Linked DNA regions of Mus musculus: region 1 is linked to region 2. The links are chromatin loops, found by intact Hi-C in ENCODE. Cell type or tissue: gastrocnemius. All regions are shown on one strand. Links, peaks and the distances in the headings refer to the core of each region. The heading gives the core; the rest is flanking DNA.

Region 1 (10,509 bases), core at 1,655-9,654, 49 kb before region 2:
ATTGCTAATTTCTACATGTTACACTTGGGATCAAAAAGGCATGCTCACTACAGGTGACCCTGAATTTTTTTTTTTTTTTTTAATTTTTTTCCCCCTGAGACAGGGTTTCTGTGTAGCCTTGGCTGTTGTGGAACTTACTCTTTAGACCAGGCTGGCCTCAAACTCAGATCTGCCTGCTTCTGCCTCCTGAATGCTGGATTAAAGGTGTGGGCCACCACCGCCCAACCTTGATTTATTTTTAATTATTTCAGATTATACCCTAATTCAGCCCTTTCATTTTGCCCAGCTGGCAGCTTAACAGTGTGAATTATAGTTGGTTGTTTATACAACATACATATATTCAATCTTGGTTATATCTTAAAGAATGTTTCACAGTTTTAGTTTCTGCCTTCATGTTTCTTTGCTTTTGTTTTTTTGAGAAGGTAAAAAAAGCAGCACTTTCAACAAATAGTAGCTACAACATACAGTTAGTTCCAGATTCAATATACACATTTTGGCAGTCTGATGTGGTTAGCATTAGAGAGATCAGCTTAGTGCCTGAGCCTCACAACCAGGGAGACTTGCTCAGGACAATAGGCACTTTGAATGCTGTTAAGTTCTTGTTCAGGTAGGCAGTACATAAGCATGAGTGATTTGAATCCCTTGATCATGAAAGGAAAGATGAGTTCCTAGATTCCAGTTACTGAAGACAGTTTCTCTGTTGCTGAGTGCCATAGCTATACTTCCTGCCCACTGAGAGAGACCTGTTGCTCCCATCAAGAACCTGATTGGCTGTGTTAGGGTCCATATGCCTACTTAACTGAAAACAGGGTTTCATCAGCTGTCAGTCTTCTGTGAGTCTGGAAGAGTTCATTTGTGCTCTTGTTACCCTGTGGTCTGCACCACAGTTTTTACTTACTGTGTCCTGCTGTCATCATGTGCTGCTCAGGATAACTTGTTAGTTTGAAATTAAATTTAAGGATCTACTTTCATTTCTTACTGTTGTCATGAGTCGTTACTGGCTTTTGTTTGCAATATTACTTTTCCTGTCACCTCCACCCTGCTATCAAAAAAGTTTCTTTTGTTGAAGATCAGATACAATCATGTTAAAGCTATTGATGGTTCCCCAGCATCCAGTGTCAGCCTCTGATCTCTCCCATAGTTTTTGGCATATTGCCTGCTGTTCCTCAAATACCTCACTCTGTGTCAGACTTGCTAGTTCCTTAAGAACTGTCCTTCCTGCTTAGAATACTCTCCATTCTTCCTTTCTTTGATAAATTCCCATTTTTAAAAAAGATTTATTTTATGTATGAGTATACTATAGCTGTTTTCAGACACACCACAAGAGGGCGTCAGATCCCATTACAGATGGTTGTGAGCCACCATGTGGTTGCTGGGAACTAAGGGCCTCTGGAAGAGCAGTCAGTGCTCTTAACCGCTGAGCCATCTCTCCAGCCCCAAATTCCCACTTCTTAAAACCTAGTTTAAATATATCTTTAAGATACATGTGGAGAACTACTTGAGGGAGTTGATTCTCTCCTTTTACCATGTAGATCTCAGGCTGTCAGACTTGAGGGCAAGTGCTTTTACAAACCATGGAGGCATCTCACTAACTCTTCTTTAAGATGTCATTAGCTCTCCAGCAGAGGGAGTTACTTCTTCCTTGGGACATTCACCATAGCCATTAAATTGCATCAGGTTCATCAAGGACAAAGGACTTGACTTCCCTTATTTTGTTATTTCTCAACCTTCAGCTCATTGTCTGGTCATCATAGTTTCTTAATAAGAGTTGGTAGGCTATTTGGGGTTTAACACTTTTTTTTTTTTTTTAAACATACAGTGCTATGTCTTGATAGCTCTTGGCAATTAGTTGGGTTCTCTTCTATCAACATGACTTTAGGTACAATTTGAAGATTAGCTAGTTGAAGAGTCATCTTCAGGTTTCTATAGCCAGAACTAGCTGTGTTCTGTTCACAATGCTTATTAATACAACACCAGCTGTTAGTTACTGTTGGTGCTGCTAAGCTTACCTTCATAAACCAAGAAGGCTTTTTCTTTTTGGTGCTTTTGATCAAAGCCCAGATCTTGTGCATACTAAGCAGGCTCTCTTTCACTGAGCCATACATCTAGTTCTTCCAGGTCCCTAAAAGCTTATTTCTGTAGTAATAGGTTTTAGTTTTGTTGTTTCTAGATTTCAGTTATGAAGTTAGTGACTGAGTTTTCCAGCTATCACTGTTCTTTGGAGCTTGCCATTTTGGGAAGGGAGATGCCCTCTAATTGAAAACTGATGCCCCATACTTTGTTCCATATGACTTATGTCTGTGAGGTGTCCTGTGGTTGTATGGTGGTGAGACTTGCCCACATTATCTTTATTTCAGGAGCACTTAGCTACAGGTACCTCACAGCTCTCCTTCCTGACATTTCCTGAGAGTTTGTTTTACTTACTTTTTACATTGTGATGTCCTGCAAGGAGAAGCTTCATACACACACACACACAGAGACACACACACACAGACACACACACACACACGTGCATGCACACACACACAAGAATAGGATTTGGTTTACACACCACATTTTCTAACATGGCTAAATGCAGTTTTAAAACTCTAACTTATCTGCTCTAGTTGGATAAAAGTCTTTCTTTTGGAATCATGGTTGTCTGAAGTTTCTCTGCATGTCCTTTGACTGTCTCCTCTTTTCTTTTCAGAAGGCATACATTACGCCTCTTTCATTTTTATTTAGCAGTTGATGGCTGAAGCTGCTTGGGAGGTAAAAAAACCAACATTGACATCAAGAATTCCAGGAATTCAAGAGATGGTACAGGAAGTGGACAAGGCCTATAAAGCTGTGACAGTGAAATAATGGTGGTAGTAAACAGAAAGATAAATAACCAGTGGTGGACTAGAGAACCTGCCATTATATGTACACACTCAGAAGGAAACCTGAGTTATGATGGCAGAGATGACATTACAGATCAGTGATGAAAGGATAGGTCGTTCAGTCCACGGTGCTGGAAAATTGATGTCTGTGCCTGACTCATCACACTCAAAAAACTAATGGGCACATGGATTAAGAGCTTACAAAGTGAATGATAACATTATTTAGCACTTATATAATAAAATATGTACCATGGTATTTTTAACCCTAGGGTAGGACAGAATGTCCTTAAAACATTAAAATGCAGACTGCCAGGGCTGGCAGGATGGCTTGGGGTAGGTGCTTCAATCTTTAGAGCCCTTGTAAAGGCAGAAGAATCAGCTGCAAATTATCCTCTTCACATGTGCACCACCACATACACATGCATCCCCACTGTATGCTAATAAGTAAAAAAAGTAATACACACTTCTAAAATATTGATCCATTCAGCATTAATATCATACTGCTAGTCAAGACATGTTAAAGGATGGGTGAAGACATTCACAAATGTATACACTTACACAGTCAAATAGTATCCAGAATCCTTAGGTTTTTAAAGTTTAACAGATGTACTATTTCCTGACTTATACATATGGTTACTAGAATTATTTTGAGACTCATAACTATTTTAAGTTGACTGTCCCTGCAGATTTAAAGTGATTCAGGGTAGAGGTACAGTTTGGTGCTTTCGTAGCAGGTTTAAAGCTGTGAATTTGGTCCTTAGCAATATAAAACAAAAGCAAAACAAAGCCCATAAAGTGGACCATTGGAATTCAGACAGTTGTCTATGGGGTTTTTTCAGGAAATCCCATAAAAAGAAAGGTCTTTTAAAGAATATTCTGATATTTCTATATTATTCAATAATAATTCTCTACCAGTGTTCCAGTGTATTTAGGGTCACTTATTTGTACTTAAAACTACAGTTAGCAGCAGAAACAGTGACTATGTTTCAGAGTTATAAAATGATTAGTTGTGGCTGTCTGTCTGGATTGAATTCTTATCATATGTTACCTATTGGCTATCATTATTTTCTTCGTTGAAGAGTGCAAGTCTAGACCTCATACATGTAGCTGTGTGTTACGACTTACTTGTCTGAATATCTCAAATGTTGCTTTCCTTTCTTTTTCTGTTTCTCTAAGTTGGAACCAAATCATAGCAAGGACAAAATAAATAAATAAGTAACAAAAAAATTTAGACAAAAACCAGTGTTCGTTCCCTCTTGGATTTTTTTTTTTTTTTTTTTTTTTAAGAAACAAAAAGTTTTAGCTACTTACAAAAAAACAAAAAACAAAAAACAAAAGCAAGCAAGCAAGCAGACTGGTAGTATAGCTTACTGGTAGAATGTGCTTAGCATGTGATAGGCTCTAGATTTGTTCCTTAGCCCCATTATACACTGAAAGAAAAGACTTCAGAGTAAGAAGATGACTAACCCCTATAGCTCATGCCTGGCCATATTATATGGAGGTGACTCACTGATATCTGTGACCTGGTATCGTGTCCCTGTTGATGCAGTATCTGTACTTACAGGTTCTAGGTCTTTTTATGTTGTCAACCAGTTTCACACTCCATTCACCACTCATCATTTATGCAGTGAAACAATCTAAATGGAAATTAATAGAAGTGGCTACCTAATAATGGGTAGAAGAATACAGAAAATGGCCACAGTTAAAAAGCTTGGAGATCTGAGCCTCATAAGTAGGAATGCCATAGAAAGGTACGTTGTGAAACTATTCATTGTATAATAGTCCAAGCAAGCAAATGAACTAGTTGTGCATCTGTGTATATTACACATAGATATATTGTACAGTAACACTGAACAGTTTTTATGTACAAATTCAAAGATAATTCTGATAGAGCTTGTTTTCCTGTTTTGCCTGGGACCTATCCAGATAATGAATTGTCCCAAATAAACCCTGGCTTTTGAAAAGTGTCTAGGGAATACTCATGGAGCTGTCTTGTTTGTGCCCAGAAGAGATAGAGGGTCAGCAGTGAATGTGTTTAAGTGACTCTGACCTAGGAGGCTATCAGGCTTTTTGGTCTTCCTCAAATTTTACAAATGATAGCATCAATATATTTTTTTCTATTAGTAGAAAGCTAGGGACACACACACACACTCACTCTCTCTCTCACTCTCTCTCTCTCTCTCTCTCTCTCTCTCTCTCTCTCTCTCCTTCAATCCCAACATTTGGGAGGCAGAGGCAGGTGTTGGATCTCTGTGTGTTTGAGGCTAATCTGGTTTACAAAGCAAGTTCCAAGCCTGCTAGAGCTTCACAGTGAGACTCTGTCTCAAATATATATTAATAGATACATATTAGTAAATTGATGGGTACCTTGTCTTGTTAGCATATTCTTTTTTTGTTGTTAGCATATTCTTGTTCTCTCTTTGTTAGTGTATTGTTTGTCTTCCAGCCTGTAAATGAGGTGTGTAATCTGAGCATGGTTTTGCTTCTCATATTGCCACTAGTAATAAAAGTTTAGTGATAGCAATCTAGCAAGCTAGTATTCTGTCCAAAGTTGACGGTTTTCTCAGATAGCCACCATTTTACTCAGTGTACTGTGACTAAGAGCTATCCAAAAAGGTATGTGAAGTTTCCACCTCTTTGAGAGGTTAAACCAAGAAGATCTTATAAGTCCCTTATTCCTTTGCATTTATATCTGCCAAGAGAAATTTACCAATTTGAAATGTTTCTACAAAAAGTTGGTACATTAATTTTATGGCATATCTAGATATGATTACCCTGCTGGCTTTGTTTCCTTTAGAAGGCATGGTCCTTGTAAGATAGTATCAAAGATGAATTCTGATGAGTGATAATTTTCAAGTAGCCTGGCTTTCCACACCTGATAGAAGTTGCTGCATTTTTCCAAACAGGTTCTCTAATGATCTTGCTTCACCATGGCTACAAATATGGAGGGGCTGGTTCAGCACAGAGTGGGGACCCAGCAGGTGGCTGAGGTGAGTGACAGGGGCTAGCACAATAGCTGGCACCCTTGCTTTTGAAAGGGTAGAAATCAGTATGCTCTGTGGTTTTCAAAACAGTCCCAAAGAAGTCAGCACATGATTCAAATCCAAAGCAGGATGCTGACACTAAATACAAATGACAAAAGCAGCTGTGAGTAGGTTTTTCTGCATGGGTAGGATGGGTGTGTACAATAAGATGACTTGAAATTTTATCTCAGTCTCAAGTCAACAAATCTGATTTTTATTGTGCAGTAATTTTAATTCTAAGGCTGTGTCTTGGTTTCTTATATACTTGTTATTGCACAATGGTAGATCAGATTGTTTAACCACTTGCAACTGTCTACAGTACTGAAATACAGGGGTGCTTACCACACCCAATTAAGGAGTACCAGTAAGTGTAACTGTGTGCACTTAGATGGGCCTTCAATGACAAGCATTTTTCAGACAGGCCTAGGTAAGTATAGTGAGAAATTTTGTGACAGATTCTAGAGGGGTTAACATGAGAAATTTAGGAAAAGGGATCGAGGCATAAAACAGCTTGGTACCTGTAGGCAGCATGATGTGTAGAGGGGATATAGTCAGGACCAGACCTTGAAAAGTGTCATTACTCTTATCATCACTGATAATATTCAGTAAACCAGACCCTATGCAAGGATAACTCTGATAACCTTTTGAGGTTGGTTACTATTACCATTTTATAGATGAGAAGCCATGCCAAAAACAAAACAAAACAAACAAAACAAAACAAAACAAAAAAAACCAAACCATGTTGTTAGCCAAGAAATTATTGTAGCAGAAATGGGATTCTGACCTAGGTCTTTGTACTTTTTATAAACTTCGCTGGTTTACACTACAACTATGTATTCTACCCTTAGAAGAAATGAAGATTTGCATTTTTAAATTATATTTCTGAAACAAAGACAATTTTACCAAAGAATGGATATTCAAAGAAAAGACATGTGTAAATGTATGTGTGCTTTGCCTGAATTTGTGTTTGTGCACCATATGTGTACAGTGCCTACAGAGGTCAAAAGAGGTATTGGATCCTCTGGAACTAGTGTTACAATGGTTATGAACTGCTGTGTGGGTGCTAAGAATTGAATCCCAGTCCTTTGAAAGAGCAGCCAGTGCTTTTAACCATTGAGCCATTTCTCCAGCCCCTAGAAATATATTTTTAAATATATATATTAGAACTATGAAAATGATGAGGCTTAACTGCTTGTATTGTTTTAATTCATGACAGAAATAATTACCTTGATAATAATTTGTTGGTTTTTCAAGTATTCAGTTTTATTTTCACTTACTAAGGATTTCTGATTTGATAAGTATGCACACAGTCCTAAAAGCCCATCATGAATTCTTTAAGAGAAGAAAAGAACATTAATATCAATTTCATGTGTACATTCATTGAGTCATACATATAAACTAGCTAAAGTTTATTTCTAGGTACCATTCCTAGCCTCATAGTCCCTCTTAGATCTGTGGAGAAAGTCTAAATCTTAACAACCTTCATTGCTCTTTTATCATCGGGGCTTATATATCTTTATTGCATAAAACTTATAGTTTCCATGTAGTGGAGTGTTTACAAATTGAGCTCTCTCTTGCTCTGAAACAGCAGTCACTACTAGCAAGGACATATTCTCAAAGGGGAGAAAGCAGTCATTCCTCCAGTGTCAGATTTCTGAGTCTTGGATTGTCCAAGTTTTATGACTTAAATTTACTTCTCTGCTCTCTTAGGAACTAGACATATACATTTCCATATCCTTGTCAAAAGTAGTGTGTGTGTGTGTGTGTGTGTGTGTGTGTGTGTGTGTATCGCATGACTTTAGACCAGCATTACTATAGACTTGAAGCAGCAAATATATTAGGCTCCTGAGCCAGGTCTGCTTCACCCTGTTCCTTACTCCTATATCTTAATATCTTAATTTGCTTTCTGCTTATAAAAATGTCTTTGCCCTGTTAGTTCTTAACTTATGAAGTATAAACAGTGTCTTTTTTTTTCTTTAAGAACTCTTTCTTTGATATAAAACTATAGAGTTTTGAGTCTTGTGATTCCTTATGGTAACTCTCCATTATATAGACTTTTAAATTTTTTTAAATATATTTTTATGATTATGAGTATTTTGCCTGACATGAGTTCAGATGCCTCATTCCCACATATAAAAAGCAGCAGGATGTGGCAGTGAATATCTATAATTCTAGCAACAGTAAGTTGACTTAGAGGGGTATTCTGAGATCTTGATGGCTAGGCAATCTAGCAGAATCCGTGAGCTCTAGGTTTAGTAAAAGGCTATCACAAAAAATAACAAAGACTAATGTTGGTGTCTGGGAGATGATTGAGTTTCAAAGTTATTGGGGATGGGGGCTGTGGTAAAAATACTCTTGACAACAGCCCCTTAAAGCTGTGTGGTGGTTTGAATGGGAAATGTCCCCATCCACTCATGTATTTGAACTCTTGGTTCCTGGGTGATGATGGTGCTGGTGAGGTGGTGCAGTCTTGGAGTGGGCTTTGAGAGTTTGTCTCTTCCATTTCCTGTTCAATCTCTGTGTTTTTAGTTGAAGTCGTGATCTGTCATTTTTTCCTCCAGCTGCCTGCTCTAACACCTATCCAACTATTATTATCCAACTATTATCTCTCTGGATCTATAAACCAAAGTAAACTTTCTTCTTTAAGTTGCCTTTGTTCATGGTATTTGTCCTAGTTAGGGTATCTCTTACTGTGATGAAATACCACGAACAAAAAGCAAGTTGGGGAGGAAATGGTTTGTCTGCCTTATCCTTCCAGATCATAATCCATCACTAGAGGAAATCAGACAGGAACTCAACTAAGAAGGGTTGGAATCTTGGGGCAGGAGCTGATCCAGAAGCCATAGAGAGGAGTTGCTAGCTGGCCTGCTCAGCCTGTCCTTCTTATTGAACCCAGGACAACCAGACCAGGAATGGCACCACCCACAATAGGCTGGGCCTTCCTCCATTGAATGCTAATTGAGAAAATGCCTCCATCTTATGGAGGCATTTCCTCAACTTGAGGCTTCTTTCTCTGGGATGACTCTAGCTTGTATCATGTTAACACACAAAACCAGCCAGGACAGTACTTTATCCTAGTAACAACAGAAAAGTACCTAATATAGGAAGGAAGGCTTTATTTTGGTTCACGGTTGGAGGTCTAGAATGTTATGGCATGGAAGACATAAGACAGCAAGAGCTTGAAGCAAATTGCAACCACTGTTAGGAAACCGACAGTCCTGGGTGGTTGTACTCAGCTCACTTTCTCTTTTTAATACAGTTCAGGATGACAGACCACAGAATAGTATCCATAGTGGGCCTATCTTTCATTTAACTCAGTAAGATAATCCAGAGCTGGATAAATGTCTCAAAAGGTAAGAGAACTTGTTTTTTGCAGAGGATTCAGGTTCAGTTTCTACCACCCATGTGGTGGCCCACAACCTTCTACAGCATCAGTTCCAGGGATTGAATAACCTCTTCCAACTTCTGTGGGGACCAGGCATGCATGTGGTGTATAGTTATATATAGGTAGGCAAACATTTATATAAAATAAAAATAAATAAATCTGAGGAGGGGAGGGAACTGGGCATGATGGTATATACCTTTAATCCCAGCACTAGGGAAACAGAAGCAGATCTCTTGTAAGTTGGAGGTCAGCTTGATCCACATTAGGAGTTCCAGGCCAGCCAAAGCTACATAGTGAGACTTTAACTTCAAAATAAAACAGGATAAGCCCCTACAGTTGTACATAGAGGCCCATCTCCTAGGTGATTCTGGTTTGAAAGCTGACAATTGAGATTACCATAGTGGATTAGAGTACTTTTTACACAAGCAATAAGACCTAAGTTTAAATTTCAAGTAGCCATGTAAAAGTTGGGCATGGCAGCCTCATACCTTTAACCTCAGCACTTTGAGGGATGTAGATGGAAGGATTGGCGAGGCATTCTGGCCACTGGCCTAGCTCTAGGATCAGTGTAATACTATCAAGGGAAAATAGGGTGAAGAGTGGACACCTGATAATCCTTCTCATACTTCTGCATACAGAGACATGGATGTACACCTATACACACCTGTGTACATCACACACACAAAGTAGGGATCGAGGACAGTGCCTTAGTGTTAGGTTTTTTTGCTCTGAAGAGACACCATGAGCATGACAACTCTTACAAAGAAAAACATTTACTTGAGACTGTCGTACAGTTTCAGAGGTTCATTATCTTCATGGCAAGAAGCATGGTGGCATGTGGGCAAGCAGGAAAAGAATGCCACACTAGGCATGGCTTGAGCATATGAGACCTCAAAGCCCACTCCCCTAAGTAACACACCTCCAATAAGACCATATCTCCTAATAGTACCACTTCCTAATGGCCCGTGGGGACCATTTTTATTCAAACTACCACATTTGGTGCAAAATGCAGTTAGTCTAACCTCAAAAATCCCCATAGTCTGTATACACACACACACACACACACACACACACACACACACACACACACACATTATCAGCATTTAAAAGTCTGTTCAAAGTTCCTTTTGAGACTCATACAGTCTCTTAACTGTAATCCCTTACAAAATCAAAATCAAAAAGCAGATCACATACTTCCTATATATAATGGCACAGGATATATATTACCATTCCAAATAGA
Region 2 (10,509 bases), core at 1,216-9,215:
TGTGTTTCCTTAGTGCTTCTAAATCCCGTCAAGTTGACAGTAGAGATTAGCCATCACAACTGGTGCAGTATATCTTAGACCAGCATCCATTCTAGTGATCACCTCCTAAGCACTGTCTGCAAGTGCAGACAGGTCTAAACAGGTCTAAAGACACACCAAGCAAAGGGGCTTCTATGTTATATCTTGTAGATTGTAACAGACCAGCAGACAGGACAAAAGATCCAGATAGTCACCGCAGTGGATGCCTCTGGATCCTCTAAACAGCAGTTCATCCTAACCAGCCCAGATGGAGCTGGAACTGGGAAGGTGATCCTGGCTTCTCCGGAAACATCCAGTGCCAAGCAGCTCATATTCACCACCTCGGACAACCTTGTCCCTGGCAGGATCCAGGTAAGGCCCATTGACAGGTGGTTGTTTCCAGACGAGGTACTGAACCACTTCTCAGCTCAGTTTTGCCTTGCCTTTGGGAATTTACAAGCATGGTGGGATTGCTGCCTTAGCTAAATTAAAAACCAGTAAATTGAACGGCCACACCCAGAAGACAAGCAGGAACAGTAAGAAGGGATAAAAGCTAATCCAAGGAAAAGACACTGGCATAGGCAAGGTTATGAGGCCACTGGAGAATTGTTCTTAAAGGGCCGCATGGTGGAAACCATTAGCCTCAGATATCTTTAAGGCACCCTCTGGAGCTGACCACTCTTACCTCAGTCTCATGTAGGTGGCCAACCTAGGTCCAGTTCTTCATTTTGATATGACATATTTTCCAGAAACTATTCTGTACTTCTGTCTCCTGCTCTGTCTTACCTATTTCTATTCTGAGAGGGAGGAGCAAGATGAGCAAGATGGGATTGGGAGCAGCCACATTCAATCAATAAGGGCAGCCACAATAAACAAATAAACAAACAAATAAATAAAGATGCTGAGGGGAAAGCAGGGCCAATTGTAAGGTTGGAGGCTCTATGCCAGCGCCTCAGAGTAGTCAGGAACAAGTATGTTTTGACATAGTCTATGTTAAATTTTTTTTGACTTATTTTTGAGACAGGGTCTTTATATAGCCCTGCCTGTCTTGGAACTCATTATGTAGACCATGTTGGCCTCGAAGTCACAGAGATCTGCCTGTTTCTGCCTCCCGAATGCTGGGATTAAAGGTATATGCCACCATATCTGGCTTGATTTTTGTTTTTTAATTTGTGAATTGTCCATAATGTAAAATTTACCATCTTAATCATTATTGTAGCCCCATCTGTAAATCTTTTCATCTTCCCAAACTGAAACACTGTACCTATTTGGGCTCTCACACATAAGCCACGGTGAAAAGATGGGAGAAGTCAGTGTTCTATTCCCTTTCCCTCAAGCCCTGCTCAATTTCCTGCTCGCACCTCACCCACTCCCAGCCCATGGGAGTGTTTGTGTGTTCAAGTGCATATTTTTAGTAAGTTTAGATGCTTGTAGAAACTTGAGAGGTGTTCAGTCACCTAGAGTTAGAGTTGTAAGCAGTTGTGAACTCCCCAAATTTGAGTGCTGAGAACTGAATTTGAGTCTTCCACAAGAACATTATGAACTCTTAACTTCAAAGACATCTCTTCAGACTCTATATCTGTTTAAAATATTTTTGATGCATTTATATATTTATGACATTTTATATTACATATATGGCAAATTTATATTTTGTATTTTACATATGAATGCATACATGGTACAGCATATGTGTGGAGGCCAGGGGGCATCTTACAAGAGTTGGCTCCTCGCATGTGGGTTCATGGGATTGAACTCAGATTGTCAGGGTTAGCAGCGGGTGCCTCTTCCCACTGAGACTTTTTGCTGGCTCTACATCTTATTTTTTGATATGTCTCTCAAAACTAATTTGGAGAGGCTGCCTGCCTGACCAGTAAGCCTGGTGATCCAAGGTCTTACTGGCCTTGTGCTTACACAGCAAGGTCTTTACTGACTGACCCATCCGCCAGCCCTTGTTTTTATCCTTTCATCTATTGGTTGATACCTGGTTAGTCCCACTGTTTGGCTATTACTGATGTGTGGAGCATTCTTTCTACTATAGAGAGAAACTTCAGAACCTCCTTTTTCCCTTGATGAGCTAGACTTAGACAGCCAGTGTGTTCTGCTTTCAGAAAGTTCTCTGAGAGAGCTAGCAGTACAGCTAACCAGCATTATCTATCTTATTCTCCTTCTCCTAAAGTGTGTTCTGATCTTTTGATGTTCAACTATCCATTTTGTTAAAAAGCACAGGTTTGTGAAAGACTGGCTTCTGATGTTGTCATTTCACAGGTGGTTTTTACCTGATTTCTGTATACGGCCCAATCGTGTGAGATTCGTTTGAAGGTCTATTGTGTGCTCAAATTAAGTACATTTTAAAAATAACCATTCTTTAAAATTTCTTAGCTTGATATCAGTTGTTTTCTCCTAGATGGATAGCACTGTTTGTAATCTAGAGAGTTACCTACAAGTGAGAGGAAATAGCAGGCTTCTGTTGTCAGCTGTACTAGTTCATCTCTCCATTACCAGGTGCTTCAACAAACAGTCCAATCAGGAAAGTCTGGGTGTGACAAACATGCCAGGTTGTATATTTCCATGTTGTTCGATGGGATGAGAAACATAGCTGAAGAACCTTACCTATTCTTTACCTTAGAGAATCTATATGTGATCCCTATGTGGCCTCCAGTTTTGGTGATAGTCACAGGATAGAGTAATCATTGACATGTGCAGGCCAGTGGGGAAGCAGAATTACCTGGCTGTTGAATGAAGAAGCTGTTGGTTAAAGTAATCCTAGTTCTACCTAGAGTTCTTTTAGTTTAGATGCCTAAGACAGGGGGATGCACAACTAGATGTTACTTTACTTAGTTATCTAGCTTTTAATTGGCACTGTTTGTTTGCCAACATCTTAGATCGTCACGGATTCTGCTTCTGTGGAGCGTTTGCTGGGGAAGGCAGACGTCCAGCGGCCCCAGGTGGTGGAGTACTGTGTGGTCTGTGGCGACAAAGCCTCTGGTATGTGACTCCGGCTTCTGGCACGTATCAAGGAGCAACATGACCTTTTATAGGGTAGGAAAGTGGTTAGTTGAGAAAGAACATTTTATGTAGGTTTCAAACATGAACCTCACATAATAAGCAAAGTAGTTGTCAGATTATTCAAATTGATAGGAAAAGTCAAGAAACTCTGAGATTTGTTTCCAATTGTTTATATGCTATTAAGTAAAAAAATTTTTCTCATCTTGTTTATATCACCCAAGGTGTGTTATGTATATAATTCCCCCGATCCAAATTGTCTCACTTTTCTTTTTATCCTTTTACTAAACCCTGTGTGATAAGCTTCTATGATGGAGTAGGAACCATGCTGTGCCCCTTGGAAAAGTGTACGCAGACGTGCATGCATGCCTCTCTCTCTCTCTCTCTCTCTGTGTGTGAGTGTGTGTGTGTGTGTGTGTGTGTGTGTGTACTCTTAGTGGAGACCCAAGGCCTCTGGTGAGTTATTTAAATCTGTGTTTCTGGTGTCCTTCAAGGAGAGCCCAAAGGCTTCCGCAGTTAGTGCTCTGATGGAGACAGGAGGCTTGCTAGCACTGGGGAGCCATAGAAGGTAAGCAAAGCAGTAAGGCAGGCAGTGGGAATGAAGAAGCTCAGCTCAGGGATCTGGGGCATAGACCTGAGTTCTGAAGCAGCTTTTTTCCACTCACAGGAAGTCTGGAGGGTTTGTTGTCCTGGATTTCATTTTGTCCTTTTGAAAAAGGGGTTTGACCAAATCTAGGAGGATGCTTCAGAAGGAAGCATCTTCAGAAGCTTTGTTTTTTTTTTTTTTTTTCCTTTAAGCTGGTTTTACCATTTCTCTGCCATTGGTACCTGCTTCTGATCCTACCTTGTCTTGGTAAAGCCAGTCCATCCTACCACTTAAAGGCCCATCTTCCCCTGGAAGCAGGTAGACAGCGCTGTCACTGGTTCTGATTGTGTTTCTCCAGGCTGTCCAGACATCTTGTACATTTTCCTATAATCGAAATGGACTTTCTCATTGGAGTGTTTGAGCAAAATCTATGTCTGCTAAACAAGGAGACACACTGCAGATGTTCGAATACATGAAGTAGGGACAGAAACAGCCAAAAACTGCCTGGTTTCCTTGTTGCTCAGGGTTCTTCTGAGCTTCAAGGAAAGGCCTCATCACATAGCCTTATAGTGCCACTGTTTCCAGCTCTTAGAAGTCACCCAGATAGCAAATTTAAGGAGACATTACAAAAAAAGGTCAAGGCAGTATTGACATGGGGTCAATTCAGTACCATAGTGCTTCAAAGGAAAATGAGATCCTCCAAATTAATCTCTAGTCAGTGTGAACAGTGATGCTGTGAAGTTTCCTAACAGTTGAGCTGTGTAGGCTTGGGTTCTGGAAGCAAGAGAAGTCCAGAAAGTATAAGGTTATGATATACAGTAGCACTTTATCAGCTAAGAAGGATGAGCTGAGGTCATTAGCTAAATAAAGACCGAGTAAGTGAGCAGAGAAATGAGCTGTGATTTGTAGCCATGTTCCTGGAAGGGCCTCAAGGGGGTGCTTAGAGACAAGGACTTTGACTCAGAAAGTAAGCAAGAATATAGGAATGATAGACTGTTTAGTCTGGCAGTAAGAGTAGACACCAAGCTGCTTCTATAGCCAAGTATGCAGACTGGAGGAGAGTTGCCTGAACTGCTCTGTGTGTTGGGATGGTTGTGTGCCAAGAGCAGTCACATCATATATGAGCTTTGGGTTTCCATCATGACCTTACAAGGTTTCTGTAGAGATATGGACATATGAGGTAGACATAGTGTTGGGCTGTCATTAACCCCTGTGGTGACAGCACCTGACAGTGCACCCAGTGAGAACAGGGCTGGGACAGTTCACCTCTGCTCATGAGGAGCCAAATCATGTGCTCATTCACTTCCCTTCAGGCCGGCACTATGGGGCTGTCAGTTGTGAAGGTTGCAAAGGTTTCTTCAAAAGGAGCGTGAGGAAGAATCTGACCTACAGCTGTCGGAGCAGCCAAGACTGCATCATCAACAAGCACCACCGTAACCGCTGCCAGTTCTGCCGGCTGAAGAAGTGCCTGGAGATGGGCATGAAAATGGAGTGTGAGTAGCAGGGCCCCATCAAGCTAGTAAATGCCTGCTAAATAGGTGTGGTTTACCTTTGACTTTAAAGGGGGTGGGAAGTAGGGGAGGGGGTGGTGGAAATACTCAGAAAAGCTTCATTGTGCTTTACCTAAATTCTGGGCAGCCAGGTAGTCCAGAGCTGACACTACTGGGTTTTGACAGTATACATGGTATATACGAAAGTCCCTTTCCCAATCAATCAGAAAACAGGACAGGAGGAATGGAGATTAGGTAACGACAGCTTCAGAGTAAAGCTGAGACCAAGGCTAAAGAGTTACCAGAAACAGTTCCTTTCTCAATCCCTGGGCCTCGTCTGTGACCCATCCAAGTGGAAGCAGCCACAAAAGGGTTGAAACCCTCCTCTCAGTAGTATTCTGAAACTAGTCTTTCATTCACAAGGACCATTCATTGAATCAGTTTCTAACGGTGAAATCTTAAGAACCAGGTCCCAAAATAGGCAACACAGAAAAGTCACTGTGAGCAAGCTGTGCTTAAGTGTACAGTAAGGATGGAAAGGAACAGAGTCAGGCCTACAACAGGCTAATAGTGCCTCATGGCTCCTAGGAAGACTAGAGCCAGTGGATTTCATTATTGTTTCCTATTCTAGGACTAGGACAATACAAAATTCACTGGGGAACAAGAAGTATGCTTGCAACCTGTACAACCACAGTCAGTATAATATATACATGTCTAGCTTAGGGTAGGTCTGCACTGTCATACTTACAGGTTGTCCTTAGTTGTAAGCAGTGATGGGACTAAACTTGGTCAATCACAAGCATAGTTGCAAACTCACAGTCCAACTGCATTTCAACTTAGTAGTAAGGCATCTGGACCCAAGGCTTGGTCTCTTGCTTTTAAGAACAGTTTGTGCAGAACTCGGGAGGCAGAGGCAGGCGGATTTCTGAGCTCGAGAACAGCCTGGTCTACAGAGTGAGTTCCAGGACAGCCAGGGATACACAGAGAAACCCTGTCTCGAAAAACAAAACAAAACAAGAACAGTTTGTGGGCTGGGGAGATGGCTCGATGTGTAAAGTGTCTACTGTATTAGCATGAAGATGTGAATTCAGATTTCAGGCACCTGTGTAAGAGCTGGGTGGTGTTACTAATGTGTGTAGTTGTAGCACTAGGGGTGAAGACAGGTAGATCAGCAGAGCTTGCTGGCCATGCCAACCTAGCCAATCAGTGATCTCCATGATCACTGAAAGACCCTAAATCAAAACAAAGGAGAAAAACAGTAATAGAAAATCCTCAATGTTGATCTCTGGCCTCTGTATATACATAAACTGTACACCCCACCCCCCCAAGATCTAGATTTTCTTCAGTTGCTTGTGACAAACATATATCATTTAAAATTTTATTTTAGTTTTAATTATGTATGTGTATGTGTCTATGTATACTGTGTACATATGAATGTATGCACCTATCAAGGGCCTTAGATCTCCCTAGTGCTGTAGTTGCAGGCAGTTGTAAGCTGTCTAAAGTGAGTGCTGGGAACTGAACTCTGGTCCCCTTTAAGAGTAATATATTCTTAACTTCTGAGCTTTCTCCAGCCCCTATATGCCCATGCTTAAGCTTGGTTGCTGGGAAAGAAATTGCTGTATGTAGCTAACAGCCTCCAGTTTGCTGAAGCTCTTCAGACTGAATGAAGTTGGACTCTAGCAATTTGTGGCATGGTATAATCTATATGAAGGATCCACTTGAAGATTGACATTTCTTATCCTGGGCTGAGCCCAGCTGGTTAGTGACAGAAGTTTAAAAACAAAACAAAACAAAACAAAAAAAAAACCCAAACAGTAGAATATATTGGCCTCCTTAGGTCACATCAGAGTGGCAGTTTCTGAGCAAGCATCACCTGCCATCTTGAGCCTTTGTATGCCTTTGCTTTGGGGTTGTTGATTTTGACTCTTTGCATTGATTGGAAAGCCCATGGTGACCAAATGCCAGAGTTACAGATTTGCTAAGAAACAACTTCAGCATGTTACAGTGTTTATTCATTTGATTCTTTTTCTCTAAATGTGAATATGTTGTCATTTAAGCTGTACAGAGTGAACGGAAGCCCTTTGATGTGCAACGGGAGAAACCAAGCAATTGTGCTGCTTCCACTGAGAAGATCTATATCCGGAAAGACCTGAGAAGTCCTCTGATAGCCACTCCCACATTTGTGGCAGACAAAGATGGAGCAAGGTCAGTCTCCTGTTCCCACAAAGTAGTACTGTGTTCAGCCTCCACACTGGCCTGAAGAAGCACAGATATTCCTGGAAAGGGCACACACGTGGCTCTCACCTGCTTCCCATAGCTCTGGCATGTCTCATTCTGTCTTTTGATCCACTTAAGGTTGCTGAGAGTCACTTCAGGACACAACTGATCCTAAGGGTTAGACTTTATTCATTAGCTGTCTATAGCTCAAAATAAAGGCCTTTTTTTTTTTTTTTTTTTTTTTTTTTACAATATAGAAGAAAATACCAGATGCCACAAACTAACTTGTTCATTCTTTTTAACACACTGTGTTGAACTGGTTTTAAAGAGAACTGAAATAAGGAGCCAGAAATCCAAAATGTATTACACAAAAGCTGGAGTTGAGGGTCTCTGGACAATTCTTTGAGTATCAGTTAAACTTTGGGAAGAATGGCCACAGTTAGTATAGAAGGCCTAGGGTTAGGCATCTGTGTTCTGTGCTCCCTCAGCCTGATGCCTAGCTTTGTAACGAGCTCATGAGCGAGAGCAGACAAGTGGCCACTCACCCTGGGCTGAATGTTACAGCTTTTCTCTTGTAGACTGCCTGGCATATATGGAAGCCAACTGAATGTAGCATGAACATAATGTGCAGAAAATGTTAGATACTACTCTGGGTTTCTTTGTGTCTTAAATAGACAAACAGGTCTTCTTGATCCAGGGATGCTTGTGAACATCCAACAGCCTTTGATACGTGAGGATGGTACAGTTCTCCTGGCCGCGGATTCCAAGGTAACACTCTCTCCTGTGTTGCAGTGCAGGCTGCTTTTCCAACTATACCTGCTCTCTTGGCCATCAGACATGATGCTGAAAGCATAGCCTCCTGTAGCTACATTAATTTCTCATGATAATAGTCATCCTAGGACTTGTTCTAAAGATGCTTGTGGTTTTCAGATACTCCACTCAGGGCTGAATGGCAATAGTCACTATCACATGGCAGCTTTGTGGACATTCAATGGTTCTTCACATGGCATCTTTGTAGACATTCTATGGTTCTGTTCCCTATTAATGTAATCCCCTTATTCTACATATTGGCAGGCTCCCATTATGCTGGGAAGGTAGCTATTTTTTCTAAAGCAGCCTTTTGTAAAAGCTCCAGTTCTTTCCCATTAGATAATTTGTAATAGGCTAACAAATGAGCCATAAATAACGAACTTATAGACTGAGATGTCTGTTGGTCCAAGAGGTCATCTCCCATTGTGCCATCTGCACAGTATGTTGTGGTTCTACCGTAATTTATTAATCAGTTCTGTGCTTAAACTTTGCTACTGGGGCTGGGTGGAGTGGTGTGCTACTTTATCTGTTCTGTCATTTTATCACAATGTTATTGCATCACATATGTGGATCTGTGTATGTGGCTGTAACCAAAATACAAAAACACAAAAGCCTGATCCATTCTGATCCAGTTGATATACAAAAAGATCTTCCTAGCATGACTCCATTCACACCTAGAAGCTGGCCTTAGATAAACATGATACCTTCTTCATTTCATTGCCCTTAAGTCATTCTCCTGTGTATGCTCATTTTTTAGTGTTACTATATTACTATTATTTTTTTAATAGGCTGAAACAAGCCAAGGAGCTCTAGGTACACTGGCAAATGTAGTGACCTCTTTGGCCAACCTGAGTGAATCTTTGAACAACGGTGATGCTTCAGAAATGCAGCCAGAGGACCAGTCTGCAAGTGAGATTACTCGGTATGAGCCCCTCTGATACTCTACATTCCTGGCACTGTGTTGTAAGGATAGATGCCAACATTTGGCACTTATGCTATAAATGAGTTTTATATTTTTATTTTTGGTCCTGGAAATTGACCTCTGCCTCTGCTTGTGTATAAGACAAGCGCTGTGCCAGTGAACTACATACTTCAAAAATACTCCAACTTGTGTCTAATTAAAGAACTATAAAGTTGTCAAAACAACCCCACATATCTGTTGTCTTCCACATTTAACTATGGGAATTTACAATGAAGGAGAACCCACTTATATCATGTGACAATAAGGCAGTCAGAGCTGCAGTTGGCTCCTTAAACCGGGGTCTTCATCAAACAAATGTTCTTTGACTCGAGCACTGTGTAATGAACCTGCACAAAACAGCATACCTCTTTCTGTTTCTGTTTCTCTTTGCTCACACCTGTTTTCTGAGTGGTACATGCTAGCTAATGGAAAGCAATAGTTGGTTCCAGGTGGCATTGGCTAGCTGCTCAGGGTGTTTCTTCCCTGCTGCTTGGCCCTTGTGTTTTACTCTTCTGTGCTCTATTCTGGCCTTAGTGTCAGGCCAGATGGGGACTTACTGGGAGCTACACAGTCCTCCTGTTAATTTGTAATCCGATGCAATATTGAGACCTCGGTGTAGAGGAAAGCACATGAGATCTAAGTAGAATTAGCTAGGGCTTTCTTACTGTTTATTTGCCATTGATGATGTCTGTTTCATTTTTGCTCGTAGGGCATTTGACACCTTAGCGAAAGCACTTAATACCACAGATAGTGCTTCACCTCCAAGCCTGGCAGATGGGATAGATGCTAGTGGAGGAGGGAGTATCCATGTCATCAGCAGAGATCAGTCAACACCCATCATTGAAGTTGAAGGCCCTCTCCTTTCAGACACACATGTCACATTCAAGGTGAGTACGTTAGCACATGCTATCTACTTCCCCTGTTTGCTAGAGCCAGGTGCTTTACCTATACAGTTTCAAAAGTCAGACCTTGCAATGAGTTCATTTTGTAATTGTGGCAGAATCTTGAATTCCAAAGCATATTCTTGTTGAAAATGACCCTCCAATAAGTGTGGCACATCACAGCCAAGATAGACTGCCATGGTGCTAGCCACTGAGGATCAGGGGCTGGTTGCTCTGCCTTTTCCTATGACAGCAACACAGGCTCGGCCAGGCACCTGTTGGCCTCTCTACTATGTAGAATACTAGTAGGTTCTCAGTCTTTCCCATGCTCTTTCTGTGTCTGCTCTCCCGACAGGGCATCAGAAGGCTCTCCAATCTATAGTCTCCAGAATGAATCTCTTGTCTTAGTACACTCTGTACTGGAGATATCTAGACAGTCATTTGGGTAGATAGGGTCCCTGACTATAGTTGTCCAAGGTTTGTTTCTCAGGTTGCTTCCAAGACACTAGTCCTTTTGAGGACATCATAGCATATGGAACC

Evidence for each region. Peaks named below come from ENCODE experiments on the same cell type or tissue, not always from the same donor. Only the 100,000 strongest peaks of a DNase experiment are listed, where the experiment ranks them.
Region 1: it touches region 2 in a loop (1.8-fold over the local background); 6 of 42 quality-filtered maps call a loop at or near these places.

The regions. Positions count from the first base shown.
Region 1 is chr6:92,099,515-92,110,023 of GRCm38, forward strand. It overlaps Nr2c2 (nuclear receptor subfamily 2, group C, member 2), which reads left to right. Exons shown (of 15, transcript NM_001347342.1): 2 at 5,768-5,851. The coding sequence starts at 5,792. Among named protein-coding and RNA genes, the nearest start is that of Nr2c2, 12 kb to the left of the region's middle. In gastrocnemius, for the core only: no CTCF peak of the experiment used is centred there; a DNase peak (open chromatin) is centred at 5,844; H3K27ac peaks cover 1,112 bases.
Region 2 is chr6:92,149,415-92,159,923 of GRCm38, forward strand. Nr2c2 (nuclear receptor subfamily 2, group C, member 2) reads left to right here. Exons shown (of 15, transcript NM_001347342.1): 4 at 190-390; 5 at 2,901-3,003; 6 at 4,921-5,100; 7 at 7,158-7,305; 8 at 7,992-8,085; 9 at 8,916-9,049; 10 at 9,798-9,975. It overlaps Gm46967 (a long non-coding RNA gene), which reads right to left and starts at 7,996. Exons shown (of 3, transcript XR_001785326.1): 1 at 4,874-7,996; 2 at 3,866-3,991; 3 at 1,597-3,047. In gastrocnemius, for the core only: a CTCF peak has its summit at 4,536 (motif pointing right); a DNase peak (open chromatin) is centred at 2,943; H3K27ac peaks cover 14 bases.